2 separate regions of the Homo sapiens genome follow, and region 2 is linked to region 1. A link is a contact called in ENCODE Hi-C data. All regions are on one chromosome and are shown on one strand. Each heading gives the region's core, a stretch centred on a gene start or an enhancer-like site at or near the end of the contact. The rest is flanking DNA. Distances are from core to core; before and after follow the strand shown. Region 1 holds the start of MITF (melanocyte inducing transcription factor). Region 2 holds the start of EOGT (EGF domain specific O-linked N-acetylglucosamine transferase).

Region 1 (5,288 bases), core at 25-2,524:
TCCTAGCTCACAGCTTAGAGGGGTGGAAATAAACCCTTCTCAGCTATTCCAGCCTCCATTGACCATGTCCCTTTTAGGAAACATTGTAAACGAGAAGTACGAGGCGTCCAGAGTGGCTGCCGGACAGAGAGAACGGAAGACACCCAATCCATTTCGACAGACAAGTGGGAATGGAGGCAGCAAAAAGGGTGGCTCAAGGGAAGTGGGCACTAGAGGGGATGGGGCATCAGAGCAGTGGATGTCTTCACTCCTCGTCTAAAAAGTTTCTGAAGTCCCCAGCGAATTAAACACGTGTCTCTGCCAAGCGGGGTACACTCCCAGTAACCCCCAAGACCAAGGCTCATTTCCCCTCTGCAGGTAAGGCCTGGATTTGAATGGGACTCTATTTCCAGAGAGTTTAACTTGAACAAGGGGACACGCCCACCGCTGCCCTGGCCCCTCCCGCGCCCGCTAGCAGCGGTCTGGAGGTGAGAGGCGGAGCCCAGAGAAACCTCACCTGCAGGAGCCCAGAGGCTAGTTTCCCCACAGAGACCGGACTCCCAAGAGGTGACTCCAAGCGAACTAATTGCTTCCCTCCAATGTCGCATCTCAGTCCACCCAAAGCTCTCCCTCTCCGAGCCCTCAACCCGCTGGGATCTTCAGAAAGGGGGTTCACTAGAACTCTTTCTCCCCCATCCCACCGGGACAGCGTCCCGGCCCGGCGCTCCTCCTCCCCCACATCGCGCCAGGTCGCTCCCCAGCCCCCAATCAGTCTCAGCAGCTGGCATCCTCGGCCGAGGGTCCCCGCGCCTGGACGCTTCGTCCCCGGCGACCCGCCGCGCCCCCGCGAAGTGCGCTCCATCCGAGCTTCCTAAAGGCGCACTTGGGCCGGGCAGGCGCGGCCCCCAACTGCGAGGGGCAGTTCGCCCTCTGCTCCGGGGCAAGGGCACTGGGTCCTTGTCCCAGAGCTCCCGCGACCCGCTCTCCTCGCCCCAGAGTGGCAGACGCAGTGCCCCCCAGCCGCCCGGTGCGCCTCTGCCCAGCTGTCACCACTCACCTGCTCTTCAGCGGTTGACTTTTGAGTTCGTAATAGGTTTTGGGCTCTTCATGAAACTCCTCCCCGACTTCGAAATCCGGCACGATCCCCGATTCGGACTGCATGGCTCCCGCTTCCCGTCCTTCCACTGCTGGAAAGTGAGAACAGAGCCCGGGGGCGGAGGGAAGGTAGCTGGGCCTGGGTCCCCCGAGCCGTGCGCCCCGGCGCAGTGCCGAGCTCTGCCCGCTCGCCGGCTCGCGGCCGCCCGCCCCAGCGCGGGGAGTTTACACTCGCACCCGGGCGGGAGGGGCTGGCGGCCGAGCGCCGCCTGGGATCTGTAGTTCGGCCCGGGCGGGGCATTCCCAGCTCGCCTGGGGAGCCGCTCCCACGAAAACTACAGCTCCCAGAAGGCCAGGCGGGGGAGAGGCAACGTGGTGGACACCGCTAGTGCAACTCCTGTTTGGATTCATTGTCAATGTCAGCAGCTCCTCTCCCTCCTCTCTCCCCACTTGCTTCAAGGGTACAGACTTGGCTACTTAATATGAATAAGAATGGACACTGACTGCTCTTCTACCATCGCCCCGACCTCTCAGCTCAGACATCTGCGAGGGCACGCCAAGTGCTTATTTTAAAAATAAAATAGTCAAGGGTTTTGGCACAAGAAAGTTTTAGCATTCGAGCCTGTCTTAAAATAAAAGGACTTCCTATCAGCTCGCATGCTTCCCTGGGCTGCTGCGACATATCAGCTTGTCCTCGGATTGGAACAACGAGGAAGAACTTTCCTTCGCTCTGTAATGAAAACGTTATTGGAGAAATTGTTCTTGTGCGTTCCTTTTCTAGAACTAAGTCTGGACTTTTACAATAGTATTCATCAGTTGAATGGCTCTTTCCCCTTTATCCAAGTAGCCACTTCTAATCTACAGCAGCAATTGAAAGATTCGGTTAATTTTAAAAGGCACAAAGTTACAAAATAGCGTCGTTGCTCTCTGCTTTTAATTTCTCAGTTGACTGGGAGTTCAAATGAGATTTGTCCTAGCATTTCAGGAGTGAAGATGTACAAGTGAACTGTACAAGTGTCCACCCCTTCCCGAGCTTCCCGGAACTCACTTAGGGAAGAGAATTTTAAAACTCTCCGTTGTGGCTCATTTGTACTTCTAGTTCTTCCCTCTGATTAGCTCCAGTAGGACGTGTTCCTTCTTTTCAAAAGTGTTTTGAGGCATCAGGGAGGCAGTATAGAGTTACAGTGGCATTTAAAGGTATAAGACTCAGAGTTGAAATCCCCAGTCCTTCTAAGAAGAGCTGTGCAATCCTGAGCATGTCACTTGGTTCCTAGAAGCCTCCATTTCTTCATCCATAAAAGAAGAGATTGGCAAACCAGTTTTAGAAGATGTTGCAAGGTCAAATGTAAGAGAAAGTGATTTGCAATCTATAAAAACTCTGCTCAGTGGTCATTCTTTATTAGGTCTTGAAGTTATTCCTTTCAGATTAACATCTCATTTTGGTGTTTGGCCTTTCAGAATTAATAAACTAAATGACTGTCCTAGGAGAAAATTCTAAAGAGGCTACAGTGACAACTGGGCACCTCCCAGGAGTTACCCCTTTGCATATCTTGCCTCCCACTGAAACATTTTAATTTCACATCAGAAAAGACATCCAGTAGGATGGATCGATGTTAGGGCTGGAGTTCTCAAGGTGATTTGGAAAAAGTGCAGAAGGCACACTATGTTGCAGTAGCAATTACCAAATTTTCAGAATAAAAATTAGTCCCCAACATACGACTTTTAGGCCCTCCCCTGAAACTATTAAACTATGTCAGAATACCTGAGAACACCCCTAAGGAAAGTGGGAGTTTTGTGCTCATAAAAGTGGGATCCTAGATTCCTTAATAGATGGACTGCTGGAAATTAGCTGTCAAAAGCAAACAAAGAAAACGTGTTTCCTTCATGTTCTCTGGGAGAGAAAGAAGAAAGATCAAACATGAAGGAAACATGCAGTCTAGACTTCTAATCTCATCTGGGCTCTCAATTATCAGTGCTTGGAATATGGGAGGAGGGGTTGTCATAATAACTTATGGATGTTACAGACGTTTAAGGGGTATGGGCCAGAGACACTACACATATTGCACAATAACAAATTTTCTTGTCCAAATTTCAGTGGTATGTATCCCCATTGAGAAACATGGGAAGCTGCCTAATCTTTGGGCTCACCAGAAGTTTTTTAATCTGAGGGAAGCTACGGATCCTCTTCTCAGAAAATACAGATAGAAACAAAACTGTGCATAATTTTGGTCAGCTGACCCACTGAAGGCTATCACAGACTTTATGTTACAACTGCAGTTTATAACTTCTTTAGATCTGCAGTGAAACAGTCTACCCATCACTTATTACATCAAATAGTGACCTTCCAGACCTAAGGGACTAACCTCAAAGGAAAGAAAACTCAGGAAAACCAAGACCTCCGAATTCATCTTCAACTAAGTACACCCGCAAGAGAGGTCTCCAGGGTGCAGACCTCTGAGCTGAGGTTGTCCTGAGGTTCACACAGATAGCTGTTATTTTTTTCTCCTATACCTTTTCTTCTGGTCTCATCCTACTCCTTGTTCAGGAAAACTTATTTTCCATTACATATGGCTGGGTTATCCATTACAGTGCAGTCTGCTACCCAGTGCATTCTGATTCCTTTAAGACTGGACAGGGGACCTTGAGATGACTAGAAGTCCTCCTTAGGACTTCTCTGCTAGGGCAATGGGAGAAGACTGTTTGCTTTGCTAGAAAGAAGAAAATCTGGAGCTACTTACCCATGGGCAATTAGGGAAGCTAATTTGAAATGGAAGAGAATGAGATAAGATCAACAAAAAGAAGAAGAGACAAGCAAAGATAAAGAATAGAAAAGTACGACAACATTGTTTCACTTCCTTGTTCCAACCATACCTGAAGTCAGATATCCTTGGACTTTTTAGATATATGAACAAAAAAAAATTCCTTTTTGCTAGAACTATTTTTTTGTCACTTGCAACCACAAGAGCTTCGCATAATCACCATAAAAATATTTCACTCCTTTAAATGGATGATTTTCTGTGGATTGCTATACCATTAATCCACATAACCAAAAGCTGGCCACCTGATAGATGTACCCTGTAATCCCTCTTCATTAATGAGTTAAGCCCTAGGGTTAGGTACCACTTTGAAAAATAGATGATAACAGGCAATAGATCCATACATTTAAACTAAAGACTGAGCCTATTAAATGTACAAAAGCAATGACTACAGATTATAATTGTTGTTATTAATATTACATGTATTTATGTAATACATTACTTTTTACATACACTTGTCACATACATCTCTTATTTGAGCTCACAAAAATCCTTCAGAGATGGATAGGCAAGGGTTCCCCATTTACTCTATACTAAATATGTGCAAGGTATGGGCATGGCAATGTGTTAGGTACCTGGAATACAAAAATATATTTGACTTCCTCCCTCCCCTCATGAAGCTTCCAGTCCATGAGTTGAGTCAAGGCTTGTAACACAATGAGAAACCACACATAAAGCAGCAATGCTAAGCAGCAGATACCCAGTGTATGATTTGTACTCTCATATCCTCTTAGCTCAACAGCTATTTTTGGTGCATCCACTCTGTGCCAGGCACATTGTGCCCTAGGTATGGGGAAATAGCAATGATGACACATATGTGGTCCCTGCACACAGGACATGGTCCTTGACCTTTTAGGAGTAGAAATGGGCAGGATTTAATGGATAACAAGAGCGATAGATAAATACTACAATTGTCTAAGAAAAGAGCAACCACTGGGGGTCGGGATATTAAGACTCCTGGAAGCGATGTGACTAAGCTCCATCTTTTAAAAAAAAAATCTAGGGTATATGAAAACTAAATGTAATCAAGCCCCTAGGTCTAACCACCAGTTCACAGGAAAAAAAATGCAAGAGAAGACCACGTCAATAACATCACAAAAATAGAATCAGACAACCCAGAGATTTAAAAATTCTGTAAGACATTGAGAAATTCTTCAAAAAATAAATAGCATGAAATAAAGGGGAAGGAAGAACTTGTAAAGGCTTTAGAAGATTTAAGAGACATATTAGGCATGTGAATTATATATCAATAAAAAATGAATTAGAGGCTGGGCTTGGGGGTTCATTCCTATAATCCCAGCACTTTGGGAGGCCAAGGTGGGAGAATTGCTTGATCCCAGGAGTTTGAGACAAGCCTGGGCAATACAGAGGGACCTCATATCTACTAAAAATTATAAA
Region 2 (5,309 bases), core at 1,057-3,556, 730 kb after region 1:
TTTATTCAACCAGCCTTCTATTGGTAGACACTTGAGTTTTATGTCAGCTCAAAGAAAATTTAAATTCTAACATTGGTATTTTGGAGAGAAATTCTATTTGAGAATGGCTGTTACAGTAAGAGAGACTCAATCTCATGTTCAGGTTTATCATATCTGGTTTCCTGTAAGTCTGAATGACCATTCAATATGTAGGTGTTTAAAATAGCACCACATAGCCAGGCGTGGTGGCTCACAACTGTAAACCCAGCACTTTAGGAGGCCGAGGCTGGAAGATCACTTGAGGCCCGGAGTTGGAAACAAGTGCTGGGAACATAGCAAGAACCTGTTTCTACAAAAAAAATAAAATAAAATAGTACCATGCACATGTCATACTGATTTTAACCTTTTTGTATGTGACAAAAATAGGATGGTAGCAAGTAGGCTGAGGAAGCTTTTTTTTTTTTTTTTTATGAGACAGGGTCTCACTGTGGCCCAGGCTAGAGTGCAGTGTCTCAATCATGGCTCACTGCAGCCTCAACCTCACTGGGCTCAAGCGATCATCCTGAGTAGCTGGGACTACTGGCATGAGCCACAGTGCCTGGCTTGAGGAAGCATTTTAAAAAATTACTGTCATTAGTGTGGGATGGTGAAGTATGCAAAGTATAAAATAATAGAGCAGTAATTCTGTTATAGGAAAGGGGTCCCAATCCAGACCCCAAGAGAGGGTTCTTGGATCTCGAGCAAGAAAGAATTCAGGGCAAAGTGTAAGCAAGTTTGTTAAGAAAGTAAAGGAAAAAAAAAAAGAAAGTAAAGGAAGAAAAGAATGGCTACTCCATAGACAAAGCAGCCCTGAGTGCTGCTGGTTGCCCATTTTTATGGTTATTTCTTGATGATATGCTAAACAGGTGGATTATTCATGCCTCCCCTTTTAAGACCATATAGGGTAACTTCCTGACATTGCCATGGCATTCGTAAACTGTCATGGCGCTGATAGGAGTATAGTAGTAAGGACTACCAGAGGTCTCTTTCATGGCCATCTTGGTTTTGGTGGGATTTAGCCGGCTTATTTACTGCAACCTGTTTTATCAACAAGGTCTTTATGACCTGTATCTTGTGCCGACTTCCTATCTCATTCTGCGACTTAGAATGCTTTAACGGCCTGGGAATGCAGCCCAGTAGGTTTCAGCCTCATTTTACTCAGCTCCTATTTAAGATGGAGTTGCTCCGGTTCACATGCCTCTTGACAGTTCCCTTAGAGGCAAAATCTTTTCAATAAAAAGAATAAATTAATACTGTAAAGTGCTTTAAAACAATGTTTGGCACATGTTAAACACCACATGTTCTTGCTGTTATTATTTGAAAAAAATTCCAGGTAAGATTCCTAATTTAGCAGGTCACTAATGGAACTTGTAACAATTCTTAAACAACATTACTTTTAAAAATTACGTAAAAAGCATGTAAGCCTTTGGAAACAAACTTGTTTCCTTATGATCATATTATTTAACTTCTGGTGACTATATTCATTTGAGCATGTTTATTTTGAAGTCATCACCTTCATATAATCAGTTCAACTTTAGTCACTATTTAATGATCAACTCTACTGTGCTGTAGATGGAATACTAGGCCTGGGGGAGCTTAGAGGAAAAGACAGTGGGGGATGGGAGTTCAAATAATTATAAGCAGTAATAAAGTAAATTAACAAAACCATAAAAATTAAACTCCACAGAGTAGCATTTGAACTTGATGAGTTTACGGATAGGTAAAACTATACTGCTTTTAAAATGTGTGTGGACTCCAAAGTATCCTCACCATCACAAAGTGTATTCGGTGAACGATGTTCAGTCCCCAAATTTGGAAGTTAGGGCGGCAACTTCTGCTTGAAATAAGACAAAAGTAAAAATCCACCTCAGTGCAACGCAGAAGACACGAAGAGTCAGGTTTTCTACCCACCCCGTCCTAACATCCTCTGAGCGCTTTAACGCTCTCGCTCAAGGAGGCGCGGGCTGCTGCGATGGAGATGGGCGTCCGGCGCCGGCACGTGCCGTCGGTCTTTCCGGCCCTGGTGAGGGAGCTGGCGGACTCGCGCGAACGTTCGCGGGAGAACGCCAGGAAGGGCAGATGGTTCCTCGACTCTGAGCCCCTCCCTGCTGCGCTCGCCGGGTCGAGGCCGCTCGCCGGGCTGAAGCCGCTCCGAGCGTCGGGCCCCGCGCCCTGGCCCTCCTGGGTGTAGTCCCGGTCCTGCCTCTGCGGGGCCCGAGCCCGCCCACGGCGCCGGCTGGCCAAGGTGTCCCAGCTGCTCCTTGGCGCCCCCTGGCCCAGCTCCCGCGCCCGAGGTTTCCGGTGAGCGGCAGTAGCCGGTTATGACGACTCCCTCCTCTGGAACAGCCGCCGTCTCCTCCGCCTCCTCCTCGGTAGTTCACGGCTGCCCCGGCTCCAGGTGGGACTCCCCCGCAATCTGCGGAGCCTTCCCCCGCTCTCCTTCCCGCCGCCGCAGCGCTCTGCGCTGTTCTTGCCCGGGTGGTAGCCGCTCCCGGCGCGGCTTCCCGGAGGGCTATAGCCTACGCACGCACTCCGCCCGCGCCTTCCCATTCCCTGCGGGCCGGGAGGCGGGCGTCGGAAGCCGATCCTGGCCCTCCCCGGCCCCGGGCGCCCGGCCCCTTCCCAGCGCCCGGAGCGCAGGCGGGCCCCGGGCCCTAGCCGCGTTGACCAGGTTTCCAGCCGGGGCGGAGCCGCTCCCCGGGGCCCCTCCCAGGCGCGCTGGGGACCCGGGGCGCCGCGGTGCACGGTGGCGGGCGGCCCCGGGAGATCACCGACCCCGAAGCAATCCCTGGCGGCGCCCGGGGTCCGGAACCCCAGCGCGGCGTCTCAGCCGCGGCGGGGTGCTCGCCACTGACCCCTCAGCCCTTGGCCGGGACTGACGTTCAAGCGGACAGCTGGGCTCTGCCGGGACTGACGTTCAAGGGGCAGCCGAGCACTTCCTGAGCCCTGCCTGGCACCCGCCGAGAGACTTTTTGGCACAAGTAGGGGCCAGCCGTTGAGGTGTCATTCGGGGTCTCACGTGTTGAACTTTCCATTTGCCCACTGCCGTCTTTAAACTTTTCCAAGCTCTCTCTCTCTGCGACATTGCCCCATTTCGCCCGCTGTGTCAACCCCAGGTTTTGCCTCCTATCCATCATCTTTCAGATGTTTCCCTTTTTTCCTTCCTCATTAGGCCTGTGGAAATCGAATCAAGGGTTTCTGGAGTGGAGTGATTCCAGCTGCTTTGAGCTGAAGGAAAAGTAGCCTGGCCAGTAAAGCGTCCGTGTGCTGGAGGAGTGCAGCCACCCATCCCGGCGGGCCTTGCAGGACGACCGACACCAGGAAGGCTTTGTGCCAGGCCCAGCAGCCACCCCCAGCCGCCTTATGCAAGTGGGTACATGCCCTCGCCAGACGCCAGCTTTCTGATCTGCGTCTTTAGATTTTTTCCATCGCCTAAGCGTTACTTCTCCACTGATCGGTGAGTTTAGTGATGGCCAGAGCTCACTGGAGGACAATGGACTTGGATAACCAAAGGTCAGGGCTTGGTCATAACAATGACTTTATTACCGGGAAGGACGAGTCAAAAAATAGGAAGGCCTGGGAACCCTCAGGCTCGCCACTCTAGGTGGGTAGCCCTGTGATTCAGCCAGTGGGATTACTGCTGTGAGAATGGGAAAGTTGTTTGCTTCTGGGAATGTTTGATCCACTAAGTATCCTGTTGGCCAGTTCCAGTGGATGCCTGTAGAAAGTGGGCCACCTCCTCCCGTTCCCCATTGGAATCTGGTCCGAGTTGCTGTGTTGGGGGTGGTGCCTGTGAACTCGAGTATAGCAGTGTGGTATTCATTAAGGAAAAGAAAGCGCACCACCGGCCAGGCCTTCTGGCTGAGAGTTATCACGTTACATTATTTTCTTTCTTAATATTTCCTTTAATTCACAACATCATCTGAATGATCAGGTTTACTTTAGCATCCTTTTAAGGTAATATGTTTCATTTCTGACAGGTTTTAGAGACCTGAAACATCACAGAAGCTTCTGAGTGGTTCTGAAGATTCAAGAGGTATATATTTTTATTACAAGTAGAGTCATTGTTACTATTAATATGTGTTTTTAAATTTTTATAAAACTGCTGTCAACTCATTCTTGGATAAAAGCTCCAAGTGAAAATGTTATTGTAATTCAGATCAGATTTACAGCAGATAACACCATACTCTTGAGGGCCGCCAAAGTGAAAAACCACAATACTTAACTACTCCAAGGGGGGAAAATGGGGGAAAAAGGATTCCTTTTTGGTGTCCCCACTGTTCACTTAGAATTCCATGGCCTTGGAACTTGAGGTTTGATGGAACATAGCAGTCAATTTCCTTTTCTTCTTTCTTTCTTTGTTTTTTTTTTTTTTTGAGACAGAGTCTCCCTCGCATTACCCAGGCTGGAGTGCAGTGGCGAGATCACGACTCACTGCATCCTTGACTTCCCAGGCTAAAGTGATCCTCCCACTTCAGCTGGGACTACAGCTGATTTTTTGTATTCTTAGCAGAGACCGGGTTTCATCACGTTGCCCAAGCTGGTCTCGAACTCAGGGACTCAAGCAATCTGCCAGTCTTGGCCTCCCAAAGTGCTACTATTACAGGCCTGCAGTCTGTTTCTAAAGGTTCCATCTTCACAGCCCATAATCAATGAAGACTGATTTCGAAAGTTGGGTTTTCCGGTATGACCCAGGAAACAGCAGTCCTAGCTGATGAACATCCAGTGTGTATTAAGACTCTGTCATCCAGTGGAAAGAGCACTTAAAAAAAAAAAAAGAACAAAGATCCCACTAAAGTGACCTGAGAATGGCAGGATCATTGTCTGGGATATATAGGAGAAATCTGGTCCAAGAGATTTAACACTTACTGGGTGAATTAGAAATGCAGTGAGGTTTCTGACCATTATCACTGTTCACAATGTAAAGGCATGATGGGAGAGCTTAAGGGCACAGTCTTTGAGGCAGACTGCTTAGTGTCCTGGAGTTTCTAAGTCTTAGCTATTATAGCTGATTATTATACCTACTAGCATGTAAGCTTCACAAGGGCAATGAGTTTAGTTCGTGACTGCACCTTCATTGCTGTATCCTGAGTACAGAAGCGCTCCTGGAACATTGTCTGTGCTCATACCTTGATTATGATTATAATTTTTTATTCAGCAGACACACACTTGCTCAGAGCCATCCCACTCCCTTTGCTCTCTCACAGATACTTTTCCCCTCCTCATCATTCAGATCTCAGCTTTAATGTTATTTAGGCCCCTTCTCTGCCCCACATGGCTTTAAACTTTTA

What was found. Hi-C counts contacts between places; a loop is a spot of excess contacts on that map. Pooled maps may share reads with other maps.
Region 2: a loop to region 1 is called in a pooled map, with 3 times the contacts of the local background. The contact joins the promoter of EOGT here to the promoter of MITF in region 1. A Hi-C loop is called at or near these places in 4 of 50 pooled maps.

The regions. Positions count from the first base shown.
Region 1 is chr3:69,735,450-69,740,737 of GRCh38, reverse strand. It overlaps MITF (melanocyte inducing transcription factor), which reads right to left and starts at 1,274. Exons shown (of 10, transcript NM_001354604.2): 1 at 1,037-1,274. The coding sequence starts at 1,140. RefSeq lists a silencer at 1,039-1,338 and a promoter at 1,138-3,480.
Region 2 is chr3:69,010,681-69,015,989 of GRCh38, reverse strand. EOGT (EGF domain specific O-linked N-acetylglucosamine transferase) reads left to right here and starts at 2,306. Exons shown (of 18, transcript NM_001278689.2): 1 at 2,306-2,416; 2 at 3,191-3,475; 3 at 3,999-4,054. It overlaps EOGT-DT (EOGT divergent transcript), which reads right to left and starts at 2,870. Exons shown (of 1, transcript NR_185971.1): 1 at 1-2,870. RefSeq lists silencers at 2,079-2,378, 2,439-2,988.